Linked DNA regions of Mus musculus: region 1 is linked to region 2. A link is a loop called in an ENCODE intact Hi-C map of the cell type or tissue named here. Cell type or tissue: left cerebral cortex. All regions are shown on one strand. Each heading gives the region's core, and the rest is flanking DNA. Links, peaks and the distances in the headings are about the cores only.

The links. Hi-C counts contacts between places; a loop is a spot of excess contacts. Peaks named below come from ENCODE experiments on the same cell type or tissue, not always from the same donor. Only the 100,000 strongest peaks of a DNase experiment are listed, where the experiment ranks them.
Region 1: it touches region 2 in a loop (4-fold over the local background); 7 of 42 quality-filtered maps call a loop at or near these places.

Annotation. Positions count from the first base shown.
Region 1 is chr4:120,763,675-120,772,986 of GRCm38, reverse strand. Nfyc (nuclear transcription factor-Y gamma) reads left to right here. Exons shown (of 10, transcript NM_008692.4): 6 at 4,088-4,261; 7 at 7,615-7,773. Mir30c-1 (microRNA 30c-1) reads left to right here and starts at 3,365; the gene lies at 3,365-3,453. It overlaps Mir30e (microRNA 30e), which reads left to right and starts at 290; the gene lies at 290-381. Mir30f (microRNA 30f) reads right to left here and starts at 381; the gene lies at 290-381. In left cerebral cortex, for the core only: no CTCF peak of the experiment used is centred there; a DNase peak (open chromatin) is centred at 3,788; H3K27ac peaks cover 404 bases.
Region 2 is chr4:120,905,082-120,914,393 of GRCm38, reverse strand. No RefSeq gene overlaps it. Among named protein-coding and RNA genes, the nearest start is that of Exo5, 15 kb to the left of the region's middle. In left cerebral cortex, for the core only: a CTCF peak has its summit at 4,378 (motif pointing right); DNase peaks (open chromatin) are centred at 3,119 and 4,378.

The DNA of each region.
Region 1 (9,312 bases), core at 402-8,401, 140 kb after region 2:
ATATGCCTCAGAGAAGTAAAGCCATACCATGTCCTGCTTGTTTTATTTTTGTTCATAAAATATAAGTGTTTTTAACTAATTATTTTGTAGTATACTGTTTAGAGTCATTTAATGACAACCATTCTCCCCATGTTGACCTGTACAAATAACCAGTCAGAAAACCTGTTGGAGAAGTGGGCATCCTAATTGACATTAATTCTGACCCTGCATGAGGGTTTTTGGGTTAGCAAGCCCTGGGTCACCTCCTTATGGGAGCAGGTTGTGCCTCACTGAAGCTCTTTATTTTTCTGGGCAGTCTTTGCTACTGTAAACATCCTTGACTGGAAGCTGTAAGGTGTTGAGAGGAGCTTTCAGTCGGATGTTTACAGCGGCAGGCTGCCACAGTCGTCCCCGGCTGCGCTCATCGGCTTTGAGACATTGCAGGTTTGTGCCCATGAACTTGTCTCCTTTTCTTGGGTTACTTCCTTTCTCTCTGAGAAGTCACAAGAACTCAGACTGTCTCTCTTCGTTTGGAGCTGATAATACCATGAGCCTGTTTTCCTTATTGGATTTTTGCTCCCATGTATCCACCAGGAGTTTCCTTTAAAGACAAGGTGGTAAGATCTGTGATGCAGTCAGGCATTGCTCTTATTGTACTGATTGTTCACTATGGGCTGCCTGCTGAATAGATGACTAAAGAGAAAGTTATTATCCTATACCAGTGGTTCTCAGCCTTCCTAATGCTGCACCATTTAATACAGTTCCTCATGTTGTAATAACCTCCCAACAATAAAATTTTTTTCATTGCTATTTCATAACTGTAATTTGCTACTGTTATGAATTTTAATGCAACTATCTGTTTTTCAGTAGTCTTAGGTGATCCATGTGAAAGGATCTTTCCATCCCACAAAGGGGTCACAACCCACAGGTTGAGAGCTGCTGACCTATACCTTCCTCCAAAGTTGTTTGTTCTTCTGGGTCTGTCAGGGTGTTAGATTTGCTGGTGGTCTACCCCATCTCCCTCTTTTGTTCTTTGGTTTGGTTTGGATTTTTGAGATAGGCTCTCCCTGTGTATCCCTGGCTAGACTAGACTGTGTAGACCAGGTTGTTCTGGAACTCGGAGAGATCTATCTGCTTCTGCCTCCTGAGTGCTGGGATTCAAGGCATGGACCACTATACTTAGTCCATCTCCCTTTAAAAGGTATACAGCAAGAACACTCCTTTAGCTGCCTGGTTTTAGTTCTTTGTAGGTGTTTGAGCTATTGATTGGCATCCTATTCAGGACAGCTGCTGCCTGGCATTTAAAAGGTTGAGATTGCTGAAAGCTGGCCTGAAATTCTAAGATAGCATTTTTTAATTCTCTGTAGACATGAAGTTTTCCCAAGCTCCAAATTGGCTGGCACCTCCTAAAGTCCTTTAAAAGTGCCTACTCTCCAAAACACACCCTCTGAAGGAGGCAGCAGTTCACCCTGCCACTAAAGCAAATGTATTTTTTCCCCTAGTCTGGAGCTGGCTGCTCATCAGTGTAGTGATGACCCTGTGCTGTGATACTGTTTGTTCACTGTCACTGTTTTTCAGTCTCAGCACTGGAGAAGCCACTGTTAGTGTGGAGCAGGTACCCTTCTGTACTGAGTGTTAGCATGGAGCAGGTACCTTTCTGTACTGACCTATTCGGTCAGGTGTTTTCCTAGGGCTTGGTGCTGATCCATCTGGAAAGGGAGACACTGGATTATGAGGCTTCTCAGAGATGATTTGGAGTCTCCCTCTCTCTTTTTTGCCATGGAAGTAAGTAGATTGTCTGCAAGTAGATGGTAGTTGAGGGTTGACTTCTCCCCGACTAAGCTATGAGTTGAAAGTTCCTTGCTCATTGAAATGTCATTATCTTTTCACCCATTTCTTTAAATCAAGCATCATCATTTCCTGCTGGCTTGATCTCCATTTGCAGAATGAGTGCTTCATAAAGCAGAAGAACCTTACTTGTGCCTCCTTCCATCACAGCAATTTGAAAATAGCCATGCTTGTCCTGACAACAGTGTTCTAGAAACTGTCTAAGTCATTATTACCTGAGAGGATGCAGTAGAAAACATGGGAGAGGCTACCTGCCTGCCTGAGAGCTTTTGCTAAAGCACTATTTTGGGTTCTGGCAGAAGTATTTAAAGAATTTGCTTTTTATCTTGGAAAAACAAAACAAAACCCTTGTTCAGTGTTGTAATTATGGACACCTAGAGCTGATCACAGGTCAAAGGCAGGAAGGGACCGTGTCCCCAGCTGCTCTGTGTTCTCAGTTCTTAATACTCTCATAAGCTAAGAGTGTTTCCACTGTTAAGTCCGGCCTTCCTATTTCTAAAATAGGAAGGGGAGATCTCAGTGAGGGGAAAAATAGACACTGAACTTATTTCCACAGCTTTGGAAAGAGCAGTTGACCTCAGTTTTGTGGTCTAAAGGAGTATTGGTATGTATCCCTGCCAAGACATGGTTGCCAGCTGACTTTTGCTTAAAATGGAAAAGAAACCAAAATTGAAATGGACCTGGCTTTGACTTGAAGTTGAGAAAATAAAAGGAGCTCTATATATATATTTTTTTTACCTCTGCTGAAGGTTGAGGACTGAAACTGTGGGTTTGAAGCATAGACTACATTATCGCAGAAGGTCAGCTTATGCTTAAAGACTTGCTTGGATAACCAGAACGTTAGGAACAGTTTTGTGTTCTGGGTTGATGACCATTGGGGAACCTTGTTATGTTGCGATTGAAATGTCTCAGAGGCTAGTTATTCATGATCCCAGTTACAGGATTAACAGGCAGGCACTTAGCCTGGTACTACAAGGACAACTTTTCCCACACACTTGGTCACAGATCTGAGGTACTCTTTTGTAGAGTTATTGGTTATAGCTGTTCAGTTTAGAAGAATTAATACTGCAGTCAGTATGCATTCAGAAAAGTACTTCTCTCTCTCCAGCTTTCTCTTTGTCTGATAAGTAGACTCATCAGTCAGGTAGTATATACCAGTACCTGTATGGAACTACCAGGGACAGTAGCTAGCAAGCAAGCAAGTGAGAGGCAGTAGTACTTACATCTGAGCAGAACTGACAGTTTGTCATGCAAGTACAAAATCTTGCAATAAGTGTCCATGACAGTGTCATGGAAGTGCACTTTAGAGAGCATTGAGCAGGTGAGAAGGTCTCAGTACCTTGAGAAGTATCTCGTTTTTGAAACCTGACAGGGAAAGCTCTGAATAAGGAAGTGAATAAAATTAGCTAATATTCTTACTCAGCCCATGTGGTCGAATATATTTGTTGTCCTGGACGGGGACACTATGTGTCACAGGTCACTCGGGATGAGACGCTGATCTCTAGGTGGTCAGAGACCTACCAACCCCTGGGCTGTAACCATGTTGTAGTGTGTGTAAACATCCTACACTCTCAGCTGTGAGCTCAAGGTGGCTGGGAGAGGGTTGTTTACTCCTTCTGCCATGGAAAACGTCAGCTGAAGAACAATCTCTTCACCCGACAGATCGGACAGAATGCTGCCTCCCTAGTCAGCCAAAGCAGCGCCCCAGCGGAGAGCTATCATCAGGTCCCCTGGGTTGCACTTCTGTGGCTAAGTACAACTAGACTTAGATGCTCTGCTGGGGTAGACACATCAGTGATGAACATAGAGCTCTCAGTGTGTTGTGAAAAAAAAGCTGGAAAAGCCTAGGAAAAGCTGTTTCCTCTCTCCCTGATAGATCCCTTCTGGGACTTGGGGATATTAAGTTTGGGTAGCATCTTCCATCGCAGGCTTTGACAGAATCTACTGACAAGCTCTGCTGGTGCATGGTTGTTGCTTATGGTAATTATTTGCCTGTTTGCAACTCATCACACAATGGATGATTACTCGGGACTTCAGAAAATTGGCTGTATGTTCTGTGAAGCCTATAGAAACTGTTATTTTTAGTTTGATTTAGCACAACTGGTCTCCAAATTCCACTTCTCCTTTGACTGCAAATGTGGAGAGCTCAGCATTCGGCAGGCAACTGCACATAGCCTGTTTCAGGGAAGAGTGGAAATTCACTGTGGCGGTTGCTGAGTCGGTTTTTTTCCCCTTACCTGCTTCTCCTTCCACCCCACAGGAGGAGGTACGCCAGTCTGTGACTCCTGCGGAGCCTGTCCAGTACTACTTCACGCTGGCTCAGCAGCCCACTGCTGTCCAGGTCCAGGGACAGCAGCAAGGCCAGCAGACCACCAGTTCTACGACCACCATCCAGCCTGGACAGATCATCATTGCACAGCCTCAGCAGGGTCAGGTCTGTGAGTGGCAGGGAGTACCCACCTAGTAACACAGTGTCTCTTAGGTTTGGGTGGGGCAAGTGTGACCAGTACAGAGAGAGGCCATCACATCCTTACAGAGTGCTGCATTTGATGTCTGGAAACCTGAGCTTCCCCCACATTAAGTCACAGAGGCAAAGTATCACCCTAATCTCTCTGGACCCTGTTTTCCTCTTAGGTCAGATAAGGAAAGTGCAGTGGACAAGATGTTCTCCAGGATCCCTATGAGCCCAGATATATTAGAAGGAAAAAAATTTTCACTAATGCACCCATGAACAGTAGTGGGATGTCTGTAAAAGATCTTTTCAGTGGACTCCATACCTGCTACTTGTCTATGCCAGGACTGGAATTTGTTGTTAAAGGGAGAGCAGTACTATTGCTAGCTTGCATACCTCTCCTTTCTGGCAGGTCTCTGTCCTACTGTATTTGTGTCAGGTGACCTTTTCCTTTGACAATAGTAATCAGAGGATTTTTTTTTCTCCCCCATAGTACTGTTGAGAGCAGTACCATCCGTTGGGAGTCATGAGAGGCTGCAGAGGACTCAGTACTGTGAGCTCTGAATCCCAATTCTGTCAGTCATTACTTTATTTATTCATCAGTGAGCATCCTCTGTGAGTAAAGTCTTATGCTAGGTATTGGGGACATAAGCATGGATAAAAAAATCCTGATTTTCAAGGAATTCACAGTAGTCTTAGTTGGGAATACAAATATTTTTAAAGGTTATATCATCACGTGGGATGAGTAAAACTAAGTCAGCCTTAGAATTATATACAGAGTGTTATCAAAAGAGTATCTGACAAAGATATGAGAAATTGGTGGGAGAAAAGGTGGTTAGAGGCTCCTGAAAAGAATAATGTAACTTTTAGAGGGATCACTGGAAGTGTTAATACTTTGGGAAAGCATGGTGTTGCTACTCAAAAGCTCCAGCACAGCCAGCCGCTTAGAAATGAGAAATAGCTGGGCATGGTGGCATACGTGTATAATTCCAGCACACTGGAAGGGGGATGGGGGGAGAATCAAGAGTTTGAGACAAGACTCAGCTGTATGAAATTCTGTTTCAAAACAAGCAAGTAGAGCAAGCAGACAGAAAAGTGAGAAACGGCAAAGGAAATGATGTGAATTTAATTAGTATGAGAGCTATCTAGGCAAGTCTAGGAAACATATCCTAGAGAGTCTTGTATATTTCTAGTGAAGAACTAAGTTTGTTTGGGGTGGGATGGATTTAATTTTTTTTTTTGACTTTAGGATTTATTTCTTGTTCATTTACTCATAAAATAGAAGTATATTGAGTACTCTCTCTGTCGGACACTACTAGGCAAACAAGGTTCAAAACTGATTATGGCCCAGTCCTTGTCTCAGGATTCACTGCACCCTAATGCCCTGTGCCTCTGCAGTGAGAAATCTTTACCTGCCAAAGGCTTTGTCCCTTTACTGAGTGAACTTAAAGAGAGGCTGCCAAGGACTGGCCCTGATTGACTGATTGACCCAAGAAGTCCATGGCTGTTGGGCTTACAGCAGGGCACACTATGGGTGATTTAGCAGCTTCCATGCTAATACAAGTCCTCATTTTCTTGAAACAATTTAGAATACCTTGGAAATACTCTCAAAAATTGGGTTGGTGGAGTACAGTGATGGGTTGGCAGCATGCTTGGTTTTGGTCAGCAAAGATTTCATCTGTCTTCCTTGCCAGCTGAGACCTGCTGGGCTTGGAGCTGAGAAAGCTTGTGAGGTTGATGAAGTTGTATTGCTGTCCTGCTTTAGGTTTAGGGTAGCCAGGGGCTAGGTCACACCTCCCTAGACCCATAGTGAGTGAGTAGTGAAGGTTGTTTCATTTTAAGTGCAGGTATCTTTCCTAAGGTAGGATATACATTATAATAAAGTTGGAAGGAAGTGTGCTGAAGTGAATTCTGTGTTTTTTGTTTTTTGTTGGGAACTCCCTTCTGGAGGTCAGGAATAGATGTAGCATCATGCTACACAGGTGGAAGAGATTATTTATTTGCTGTTGTCCAACCTACCAAGGAGACTTATACTGAGAATGCTGTCTCTCCTCTTCCAGTCATTCTTTCCTACTGAGTAATCTCTTAAATCTCTTCTCTAGTTTCTATGACACACACACACACACACACACACACACACCCTTCCCCCACCCTAGTTTTAGTTACCAAGTTACTACATCTGGGGCACCTGTGCAATCAAGAATTAACATTAGAACAGCAACATCATTTGAAGTCTATGATACTTTGAGACTCTCCCTATCATCTGGTTGTCAGGGTTGTTAGCTCAGAGCAGGGAAGATCATGTCTGATGTGGGATGAGACTACAGGTACAGGTACTCCACCAATCTCCCATCATTCCCATTTTTAGACAGGTCAGATACACTGCGTTCATTTCTCTGTAAAAGTCACATCTAAGAAGCTGGGCAGTGTTGGCGAATACCTTTCATCCCAGAGCTTGGGAGGCAGAGGCAGGTAGATCTGTTATGAGTTTGAGATCAGCCTGGTCTACAAAGTGAGTTCCAGGATATCGAAAGCTACACAGGAAACCCTGTCTCTAAAAACCTTTTAAACAAAGCTACATTAGGGGCTAAGGTCTTGGGATTTAGAGTCTGCTTCATAGTGATAAAGCTGCTAAGTACAAGTCATGAACATAAGGCACAAATGTCTTAAATCTGGACTCTTCATTCTTGACTATTCAAGCTATTGCGTTGCTGGGTGCTGCTGAATGAGGGTAGGCTTTGTTGAGTTGTCAGCATCTGATGTTTTCACCCCTGTGGGGAGCTCTGCTATAATCTGTAGCAACTGTCTGGCTAAGCTGGGCCAGGTTCACTCTGCTGCTTGAGTGGATGAGAGCCCACATGCGCTAGGCCTAGCCTGAGAGATGAGCCTTTGTGCTTTGTTTGCCTTTCATTGTTTTTCATGCCTACAATACAGTCTAGGACCCTAAATATAGTGCATTCACATAGGCTCCACTTCATGTTTCCTGGTGTCCTCTAGATTCGCCTTCCCCTAATTTGACATGGGTCTGTTTCTGTCAGTTGTCATGATTGCTTTGATTTTTTTTTTTTCTTCCCTATTTTATATGCACTCTGCCATCACAGAAGGACTATGGAGTTGCAACATTTAAGCTTAGATATTCTGCACTGTGAACCTAAAACTTGGTTTGGCTTTCTTGTTTCTTTTTCAGACTTAACTCTAGCTGTGTTGTACAACCATTGGGCTGCATGTTAAGAGGGTGACAAATTTAGGCAGTAATGGAGTGTGTGAGCTTCCAGTTTACTACTGCAGGCTCCCAGCCAGAGCTCAAACAGCTTTCTCTTGGCTCTTCCTTCTAGACCACACCCGTGACCATGCAGGTTGGAGAAGGTCAGCAGGTGCAGATTGTACAGGCCCAACCTCAGGGTCAGGCCCAGCAGACCCAGAGTGGCACTGGACAGACCATGCAGGTGATGCAGCAGATCATTACCAACACAGGAGAGATCCAGCAGATCCCGGTAAGCCTGTCTTCACTGTCCCCAGCCGGATGGGTTTCTTCAGTTCATGGTGTCAGTATTCCCATTACACACCCAGCTTTATTCGCTGTTTCCTTTCTACTCTGCTTCAGTCCAGGTTCTGCCTTACTTGTGCTGGAGCTCCCCTCTGTTCCCCTCCTGCACCTACTCAGAGAAACGGTGCTAGCTGTAGCTCTTGCCTATTACCACCACCACCACCTCTGCTACTGCATTTATTTGTTTGTGCATGAGTAGGTTTGCTTTTTTGTATGTGTATAGAAATCAGTACAACATTATGTAATGAGATTTTCCAAGGCACTTTCATCTATACAAGTGGTTTAATGTCAGCTAAAAGCTTCAGTATATATTTTGTCAGGGAATTTGAGTACCACAACTTTTTCTACCACATGGGTCCTGGAGACTGAACTCAGGTCATCAGGCTTGGCAACAGGTGACATTTCATCACCCCCAGACCTATCTTTTGATTAGAAGAGAATAAGAGGGGTATGTAAGGATGGCCATAAATAACACTTGTTACATATTCTTTAGTTGGTTCCCAGAGGAGCAAAGTATATTTTTGGCTTCCATTTAACTTACTCATTCCTTTACTTAAAAAGCCCCTGTTCTTTTAGTTATCACAACAGCAACTCTAGGCATGCAAGAAGCAACAAGTGATCAAAATGAGGAGTAGAGCAGTCCTTCATGAAATGTAGGCTGATAGGAATCCACTTGAACTTGCTTTGCCACTTTTCTGGAACAAAGCCCAAAGAACACCCTTTGTCTCATACAAAACATACGAGTAGTTCCAGGTATTTGGGTTTTACATTTTGTCACTATTTTAGCCACCAATTCTAAGACATTCCTTTTAAATGGTTCTCTTTTTGTATGTGTTGTTGTTTGTTTGTTTTCAAAGACAGAGTTTCTCTGTATAGCTCTGGCTATCCTGGAACTCTCTGTAGACCAAGCTGGCCTCAAAGATCCACCTGTCTCTGCTTTCTGATAGCTGGAAATAAAGGCGTGTGCCACCATAGTCTGACTTATGTGGTTTGTATGAACCAAAGTAAGATCATTTAAGCCTGAGCTCCCCCATCTTGGAGTAGTAATTTTATCCCTCTGAGAAACAAAGTATTGGTCAGAAAATGTGTTACAAAATTCAGCACTTCATCTTCACTGCTCTCAGGACATCTTCTCAAAAGCTGGCATTTCCAGACTCTTGAGGCTGCTCAGCATTGTCTATAATAGTGGTGACCTAGAACACAGACCCTTTAATTCCCTCATAAAAGCTAGAGAAGAGGCTTGTTTGTTGAGGAACTTGGGCAACAGACCCATGAGGAACAGTAGACCCACTATGTCTTGAAGGACTGAGGCACTGGGCAACTCTAGGTCTCTCAAGCCTAAGAGCAAAGCTGCTCACCTGTTTCAGAGTAGAGCCACTTGGCAACCCTAGGAGCTGCTACAGGTGTCATCTCTGTGATTGTTAGGAGCCTTACCTAAACTTGGGATAAGACTTTAGTTTTTCACCCTAGGATTCTTGCCTGGCCT
Region 2 (9,312 bases), core at 939-8,938:
TAAATTCTAGGCCCTGATTAACCACTCCCACCCACTGAAACCTGTGTCCCCATCATGGGGACATAAATGCAAAGAATTGCTTATTTTATCTATTTTACTTGTATTCTTGTATTCAGTTTTTCCCAGTTTCTCTCATTATTGTTGAAATATGCTTAGCATATAATCTGCCTTTTTTTTTTCCTCAGGGAGATCTGGATCAAATCTTCATTATTTTCAGTGTCCAGGTCACTGGTGTTGGTGTACAGCTGTCTCTGTCTGTAATTCTGTCCATCTCACAAGAACCGAAACTCCCCTGTGGCATCACTTCCTGCTCCTCCCAGGTCCTAGCAAGTCACTTAGTGGGGTCACACTGCTCTTATCTTTTTGTGACTGGCTTACTTTACAGAGTATCCTTAATTCTCATTAGCACAGTCAAATGTGTCAGAACTTCCTGTTTCACAATGGGACAGAATTTTATTCTATGGGAAGCACACATCTGGCTTACCCATTCATCTGTCAATGGGCCCTTGGATTTTGCCCATGTTTTATATATTGTGACTGACACTACTGTGGAACCTGGATGTGCAAATGTCTCCTCGAAACCCCACTTTCAATTGTTTTGGGTATGAACCCAGAAAAAGTGTGGTCCCACGTTCCACCTCACTGCCCGGGTGTGTGAACTCTACTCAGGCAGAAGAACCATAGAACGCTAGGCTGTATTTTACCCTACACCGACAGCAGGTGATGGGCTTGCAGGAAGCTCCAATGCACTGCTCAAGGGGTAGGAGAATGCAGCCTAGGAGGGGACCTCAGCCAAGCTGAGGCTGAACGAAGAGTTGAGGAGTCGGGGGTTCCCAAGCTCCTGGGCATACAAACGGCCCTGGGCCTGTGAAGAGGTCAGGGGGTGGGGAGGGGGTGGGGGTATGGGAGAGGGAACTCAGGTTTAGCTTAGTGGCAACTGTCCAGGATGGAGGAGGGATCTTGTGCTGGAGACTCAGGCTGCAGCTCTGTGCAACAAAGGCTTCCTCCCTCCCTCCCTCCCTCCCTCCCTCCCTCCCTCCCTCCCTCCCTCCCTCCCTCCCTCCCTTCTTGATAAGAGAGGCAGTCCTTGGTTCCATTGATTATTCATCGTGGAGACTAGGGACATACCCTTTCCTCAGGGTGGACCAGAGATTTTGCATACCTTTTGCAGGAAGGAACTTAGTCTGGGAAGGGAAGCTTCATTGGCCAAACCCTCAGGGTCCATCTAGATACCTCATTAGCGTGCAGAACTTTGTGTTTTGTGCTAGGCCACGTTCTTCTGTGTGGAGTTGTGGTCACGTGTTCCAGGCCAGGAATCTGGTCAGGAGTAGGGAACTCCTACTGTCCTCAGGTGGATGCCAGCGGTTCTGAACCCACTCAACCTTACCAAGTTTCCTGGCACAGTCCACTGCCCCACAAAAAAGAATTATTGGACCTTTGGTCTTCTAATATTCTGAGTACCTGCCTGCCATACTCTATTGCTTTCAATTTCCACCCACAAAGCATCAGAGTTCCAATTTCTTTTAGTCCTTATAATGTTTATTGTTTTCCATGCATTGATATTGATAGTGGCCATCTCTATAGGTATGAAGCAGTGTCTCACGGTAACTTTGATTTACATTGCACTAATAATTAGTGGTGTTGGGCAAACACCACTAATTAGTGCACTGGCAAACATATTAGCCTATTTGTGTATCTTTGATTTTTTGGTTTTTTTGTTTTGCCTTTTTGTTGTTGTTGTTGTTGTTCTGTTTGAGACAAGATCTTGCTTATTTATTTATTTTAAGATAGAATTTCGCTGTGTAGCCCTAGCTGATCAGGAACTTACTCTGTAGACCAGGCTGGCCTCAGACTCAGACATCTGCCAGCTGATGCCTCCTGAGTGCTAGGATTAAAGGTGTGTACCACCATGCTCAGCTCCATTTTATTCTCTTGAGACTGGGTCTCTAACTGAACCTGGAACTCACTGGTTTTGGCTAGACTGGCTGGCCAGTAAGCTCCATCTCTCATATGTACAGTGTGTTACATGCGCTGCTTCCCCCATACACATAAGCAAATGTAAGAACATTTTAAAAAGATCTCTAAGGGGGACTGGAGTGACAGCTCAGCAGTTAAGAAACTGGATGCTCTTCTAGAGGGCAACAGTAAAGTATGTGCTGCAAATCTACAGACACAGACAAAATATGTATACACAGAATTGTAAAACTCTCTATGATAGTACCCAGCACTGGGGCACTGGATTATGGGCTGTCAGTCTAATCTTCCACCATATAAAACCACTCAATGCATACACAGCATAGGAGAAATTCAAGATCCCTCTGGGTCACTGACATTTCTCAGACACAGGTAAGGAAGGGACTTTTTATCAACAGTATTCATTTATTAGTATCATTCATTCAGGCACTCATTTTGCAGGGCTGAGGATTGAACCCAGGGCCTTCCATATGCTAGGCCAACATTCCACCATTGAGCTACATCCCTAACCACATGAGATAATTTTATAAAACCTACAAAAAAATATGGTTTTGTTGAAGGGATGATTTAAAAAAACACCCACAACAACAACAAAACCCAGAGTCTTACGTAGCCCAGGCTAGGTCAAACGTGCTATGAAACTCCTGATCTTCCAGCCTCTGCCTCCAGAGTGCTGGGATTACAGGTGTGCACTACCACACTCAGTCAGAGGAGACAATAATATTCTTCTTCTTATTATTATTATTGATACAGGATCTCATTATGTCACCCTGGCTGGCCTGGAACTCTCTCTGCAGATCAGACTGGCCTTGAGTTTGCAGAGACCCTGCCTCTGCTTCCAGAGTGCTGGAATTAAAGGCATATCCCACCACAGCCTGTCTGATATTTTAGGACTAGCCTAGATCTTCATTCCTGGGTCCTGGAAGATATCCTTTACCAATCTATGCAATTTCTAGGCAAACATACAGACATAAAGCAGTCAAGACTGCGAGCCCCCACTCTACCAGCCATACAGGTGACACTAGCTAGTGAGCTATGCTAGGCTTTATTTATAAAGGAGCTGGCGGCCACAGTTTGGCAACCTCTTCACAATCCCCTCTCATAGTTATTATTGGCACAGGTGTTGGTCTCATGTGCAGTTCTCAGTGACTCACTTTCGGCAGTCGGTGGAATCTTCAGCGAGGCCTTTTCTTTGGCAGGTTGCTCCTCCCTACTCCGTGAACATTGATGCTTCAACAGCCAGTTTGCTTTTGAAACTGTCTCACCATGTAGCCCTGGTTGATCTGAAACTTCCTATGACTGGGCTGACCTTAAACTCAGAGATCCACCTTCCCATGTCTCCTGAGTGCTGGGACTAAGGGCAGGAGTCACAGTATCCAACCTTGATAAGCCAGTCTTCTGTCATTGTCCCCTCACACCACATGGGCCTGGGGCTGAACTATGGACACTGTGTGACTGATGATGGCTAAATGTGCTGCTATAGTTTTTTGTTTTTGTTTTTGTTTTTTGTTTTGTCAACTTGACACAAGCTGGAGTCATCTGAGAAGAGGGACTCTCAATTGAGAAGACTCCATTAGATTAGCCTGTAGTTCGTTTTTTGTTTTTTTGTTTTTTTTCCTTTTTGTTTGTTTGTTCTCGTCTACCAAAGCTTCAGTCTTTTCAAATGGCTCCTGGCCAGGAATTCCCCGGGAGCAGGATTTGGAACGGATAGTAGTCTCCATCCTATACCATAGACTCCTGTTTTCAGACAACATTTTGAAAATAGGCATTACGGGGGTATAATTACAGATGTAATGTACTCTTTCTGTTGTTTTGCTTGGGGGAGGGTAGGGTGTGGCTAGGTAACCTAGACTATCCTTGAACACTTGATCCTCATACATCAGTTTCCCAAGTGCTGGAATTACAAGCCTAAGCCACCACACTTAGTTTACTAATTGACGTTCCCCACGCCCCCTGCAAATTAGTCTTGAATGTTCTAAAATTTCATGTAATGAAGGCATTTACCCTTTGTGTAATACCTTTCCTTCAGCACGCACATGTTGTTGTCATTTTGACACTTCATCCCTGCTGTTGCTTTTGCAAGCACAGTAGTGTCCTATGGTTGCCCATCTCAATATGCCACAGGTGGATTTTCCCCCACTGTGGGTAGATGTGACAGTTATACATCTGTTACTTCTTCCAATCTTCCTTCCGTTGCCTGTTCTGTCATAGTTCCTTAAAGGTAGTGGTTTTTAACCTTCCTAAAATTGTGACCCGTTAATAGAGTTCCTCATGTTGTGGTGACCCCCCAACCATAAAATACTTAGGCGACTAACAGATGACGCCCCAAAAAGGGTCGACCCACAGGTTAAGAGCAGCGGCTTCAAGTTTCTTTCAATGAGAGCACGACATTTTGTCAGTAGATGGCGCTGCAGAGCCATTGCAGCAGGAAGGAACTTGCATTTCCTTCTGGTGAGTTGTTTTACTCTCCCCGTCTGTGCCAACAGCACATGCATGGGCTATCTGTTTGTGTTTTGCCCCGACTACATGTCCCCATCACATTAACACCTATAAAGATACAACCCTAGTCCAGAGCCGCCTTGAACAATGCTCCCAATGAGGACACTGCCCATCTCAGCTGGCCCGGACATGGACATTCGTGACTCCTGTGTGCCAAGTCTCAGCTTCTGCTCCAGGGTGCTTCCAACACCAGGTCTTGCACCATTCTGTGTGCAAGTAGGTTCATGACTATTCTGGGCACTCGTGTTTCTTCTACCAAGGCTAGCCTTTGTAGCACAGCCGACTTCTTACATTATCGTACATGTTTGCTAACAGGTTTGCGTCACAGCTTTAGGAAGAGTCCCACCTTCCAATTTGTTTCTTTGGGTATCTTCCTTCAGCTTTAGGATAGTCCTTAGGTCATTTTGAACTCGGGGCCTTGTGCGTGCTAGGCAAGTACTCTACCACTGAAGGATACCAGGCTTTTCCCTCTCCTTTTACATCTTCATAGCTGCTCCAATGCTAAATTGATGTGTTTTTCTTTTGTTATTATCTTTTCTTGAGACAAGGTCTCCTATGTAGCCCAGGCTGGCCATGAACTTACCATGATTCTCCTACATCTACTTTGAAGTGTTTGGATTACAGGCATGAGCCTACTAAACTGGCTGGTTTGTTTTAACATTTCCTTCTTAAGCTGGGCATAGTGAGGTATCCCTGGCCTCAGGTTAAACTACACATTGAGTTCCAAAACAGCTTGGGTCACAGTAAAAACATGTCTTAGAAAGAAAAAAAAAAAAAAACGGAATTAATTATATGATTACTTAATAAAGTCCCTCTTTCAAATTTCTACGTGGTTTCAATATTTGGACTGCACTGTAACAGACAGTTTGTAAGTTTGTTTCCATTTGGGGCTTTCATGAGTGGATAAAGCTGTTTTGGATGTTCTCGCCTTTGGGAAGTTGTCTTGTCTTTTCCTCCTTTCTTTCCTTTCTTTCTTTCTATCTTTCTTTCTTTCTTTCTTTTTTCCTTCCTTCCTTCCTTCCTTCCTTCCTTCCTTTCTTTCTTTCTTTCTTTCTTTCCTTCTTTCCTAGAACACTCCCATGTTATTTATTTTTTTTTTGTTTGTTTGTTTTTGAGAAAAGGTCTCACTGTGATGCTCTGGCTGGTCTGGATCTTTTTTTTTTTTTGTAAAATTTAAAATTTTATTGATTTAAATACACCAGCCATTTATAAAATCATGATAATAATTAAATTACAAAATGAGAAAAAGCAAAAGCAAAATCAGCCCACCAAAAGTATAATGGAGCATAGCAAGCAAAATGTTCAGGATTTTATAAGAACAGATCATGCATGTTACTTAATATTAGCACTGACCATTCATTCAGCTCCAGTTAAATATCATTCAACTCAAGGAAGAGCGTCAACAGATGCATTTCTGGGGAATGTGCTATTGCATGTTAATGACCAAATAGTGAGTACATTATCTATTAATAACAAAAATAATCATTATGGGAAAGCATAGTTTAAGTCCCTAACACAGAGTATGAAGGCTGCTGAGAATCAGGTCATAGGCACATTTGCAGCTGAACTTATGCATTGCGTTGTGCACAGCTGCCCTTCAATTATTTCAACTCTTACCTGTGAGTTGCTTGCTTCTAACTGCGCGCATAATGTACTGCTATTCCCACGGTGTCCAGAGGCTGAGGCCACACCCAGGTAGATACTCTCTCACTTAAAACCAAGAAGTAGAAGAATTTTGGATCTTCCGTTCTTGTGACTTAAAATTAGGACTCGGTTAATTTTTTATTAATCTTAGAACCTATTTTCAAACAAGTTCAATCCCATGTTACTTCCGGTTTTGACAGTAGTTATCCATACATAAGTAGAACTTTCTTCGTTCCGTGTTAGGTGGATTTGGGGTTAAAAATTCATTTTTCCAACCATGTGGAGTGATTAATTGCCATTTCTTTTTGTTTGTTTATTTTGTTTGTAGAACATGATTTTAATATTTTCAACTGCTAATATTCAACAAACTAATTATTTTAAGATATATTTTGTTGTTATGTCTCACTTTTCATTTCTGATTTTATTAATTTGGATCCTGTCTCTGTGCCCTCTGGTTAGTCTGGATAAGGGTTTATCTATCTTGTTGATTTTCTCAAAGAACCAGCTCCTGGTTTTGTGGATTCTTTGAATAGTTCTTTTTGTTTCTATTTGGTTGATTTCAGCCCTGAGTTTGATTACTTCCTGACATCTCTTGGGTGTATTTGCTTTTTTTGTTGTTCTAGAGCTTTCAGGTGTTGCTGTCAAGCTGCTAGTGTAAGCTCTCTTCAGTTTCTATTTGGAGGTGCTTAGAGCTATGAGTTTTCCTCTTACCACTGTTTTCATTGTGTCCCATAAGTTTTGGTATGATGCATCTTCATCATCATTAAATTCTAAAAAGCCTTTAATTTCTTTAGTTCTTCCTTGACCAAGTTATCATTGAGTAGAAAGGTGTTCAGCTTCCATGCGTATGTGTGCTTTCTGTTCTTTTTGTTGGATTTAAGACCAGCCTTAGTCCATGGTGATGTGATAGGTTGCATGGGATTATTTCAAACTTCTTGTATCTGTTGAGGCCTGTTTTGTGACCAGTTATATGGTCAGCTTTGGAGAAGGTACTGTGAAGTGCTGAGAAGAAGGTATATTCTTTTGCTTTATGAAATGTTCTATAAATATCTGTTAGATCCATTTGGCTCATAACTTCTCTGAGTTTCACTGTGTCTCTGTTTAGTTTCTGTCTCCATGATCTGTCCATTGCTGAGACTGGGGTGTTGAAGTCTCCCGCTATTATTCTGTGGGGTGCGATGTGTGCTTTGAGCTTTAGTAAACTTTCTTTTATGAATGTGGGTGCCCTTGCATTTGCAGCATAGATGTTCAGAATTGAGAGTACATCTTGGTAGGTTTTTTTTTCTTTGACCAGTATGAAGTGTCCTTCCTTATCTTTTTTGATAACTTTTGGTTGAAAGTTCAGCTTGTTTCTTGGGACCATTTACTTGGAAAATTGTTTGCCAACCTTTTACTCTGAAGTAGTATCTGCCTCTATCTCTGAGGTGTTTCCAGTATGCAGCAAAATGCTGGGTCCTGTTTACATATCCAGTCTGTTAGTCTACGTCTCTTTGGGGGGAAATTGAGTCCATTGGCGTTAAAAAATATTAAGAAAAAGTGATTGCTACTTCCTGTTAGTTTTGTTGTTAGAGATGGCTATCTTCTTTTGGATTTGTTGAAAGATTACTTTCTTGATTTTTCTAGGGTGTAGTATCCCTCCTTGTGTTGGTATTTTCCATCTATTATCCTTTGTAGGGCTGGATTTATGGAAAGATATTATGCAAATTTGGTTTTTGTCATGAAATATCTTGGTTTCTCCATCTATAATTGAGAATTTTGCTGGGTATAGTATCCTGGGCTGGTTTTTGTGTTCTCTTAGAGTCTATATGACATCTGCCCAGGATCTTCTAGCTTTCATAGTCTCTGGTGAGAAGTCTGGTGTAATTCTAGGCCTGCCTTTCTATATTACTTGACCTCTTTCCCTTACTGCTTATAATATTCTTTCTTTATTTAGTGCATTTGTTGTTCTGATTATTATGTATCGGGAGGAATTTCTTTTCTGGTCCAGTCTATTTGGAGTTCTGTAGGCTTCTTGTATGTTCATGGGCATCTCTTTCTTTAGGTTAGGGAAGTTTTCTTCTATAATTTTGTTGAAGATATTGACTGGCCCTTTAAGTTGGGAATCTTTGCTCTCTTTTATACCTATTATCCTTAAGTTTGGTCTTCTCATTGTGTCCTGGATTTCCTAGATATTTTGGGTTAGGAGCTTTTTGCCTTTTGCATTTTCATTGACTGTTGTGTCAATGTTTTCTATGGTATCTTCTGCATCTGAGATTCTCTCTTCTGTCTGTTGTATTCTGTTGGTGTTGCTTGCATCTATGACTCCTTGTTGGGCCCCATTTTGGCCCTGGTTTGGGCCTTGAGGACAAAACTGAGCCTGGCTCGAGTTTCTGTGGCCTTGTGGGAGAGCCTAAGCCTGGTTTTGAGACCTGACTCAGTCACTTCTGTATCAGGGTGACTAAGCAAAACCTGTTTGGCCCTGCCTCTGCCCCGCAGATGTAGAGTTTTGCCATTGGTCCTGCCATTGCCTCCATACCATCCATCACCCTTCCCGCCTCCTATGTCATCTTACTCCACAAAAATCCCCTCCCTATGTTTCGAACTTATATAAGGGAGAGAGGCTGATACCATAAAGTTGAGTTCCTGCTTCGACAAGACCCCTGGCTTGGTGTGTTTCTTTTGGACCATCGATACTTGCCATACTGCTCAGCCACGGAGAGACCCTGGAGGGACCAGGACCTTGCTCCTCTCCCCTGGACCTGCCTGCAAGGAGCCAGCAACTCCTGATCTCTTTCCTAGGTTTTCTAACTCCAGGGTTGTCTCCCTTTGTGATTTATTGTTTCTATTTCCATTTTTAGATCTTGGATGGTTTTGTTCATTTCCTTCACCTGTTTGATTGTGTTTTCCTGTAATTCTTTAGGGGATTTTTGTGTTCCCTCTTTAAGGGCTTCTAGCTGTTTACCTGTGTTCTCCTGTATTTCTTTAAGGGAGTTGTTTATGTCCTTCTTAAAGTCCTCTATCATCATCATGAGAAGTGATTTTTAGATCCGAATGTCGCTTTTCTGATGTGATGGTGTATCCAGGACTTGCTATGGTGGCATAATTGGGTCCTGATGATGCTAAGTAACCTTGGTTTCTGTTGCTTATTTTCTTTTGCTTGCCTCCCGCCATCTGATTATCTCTAGTGCTACCTGCCTTGCTATATCTGACTGGAGC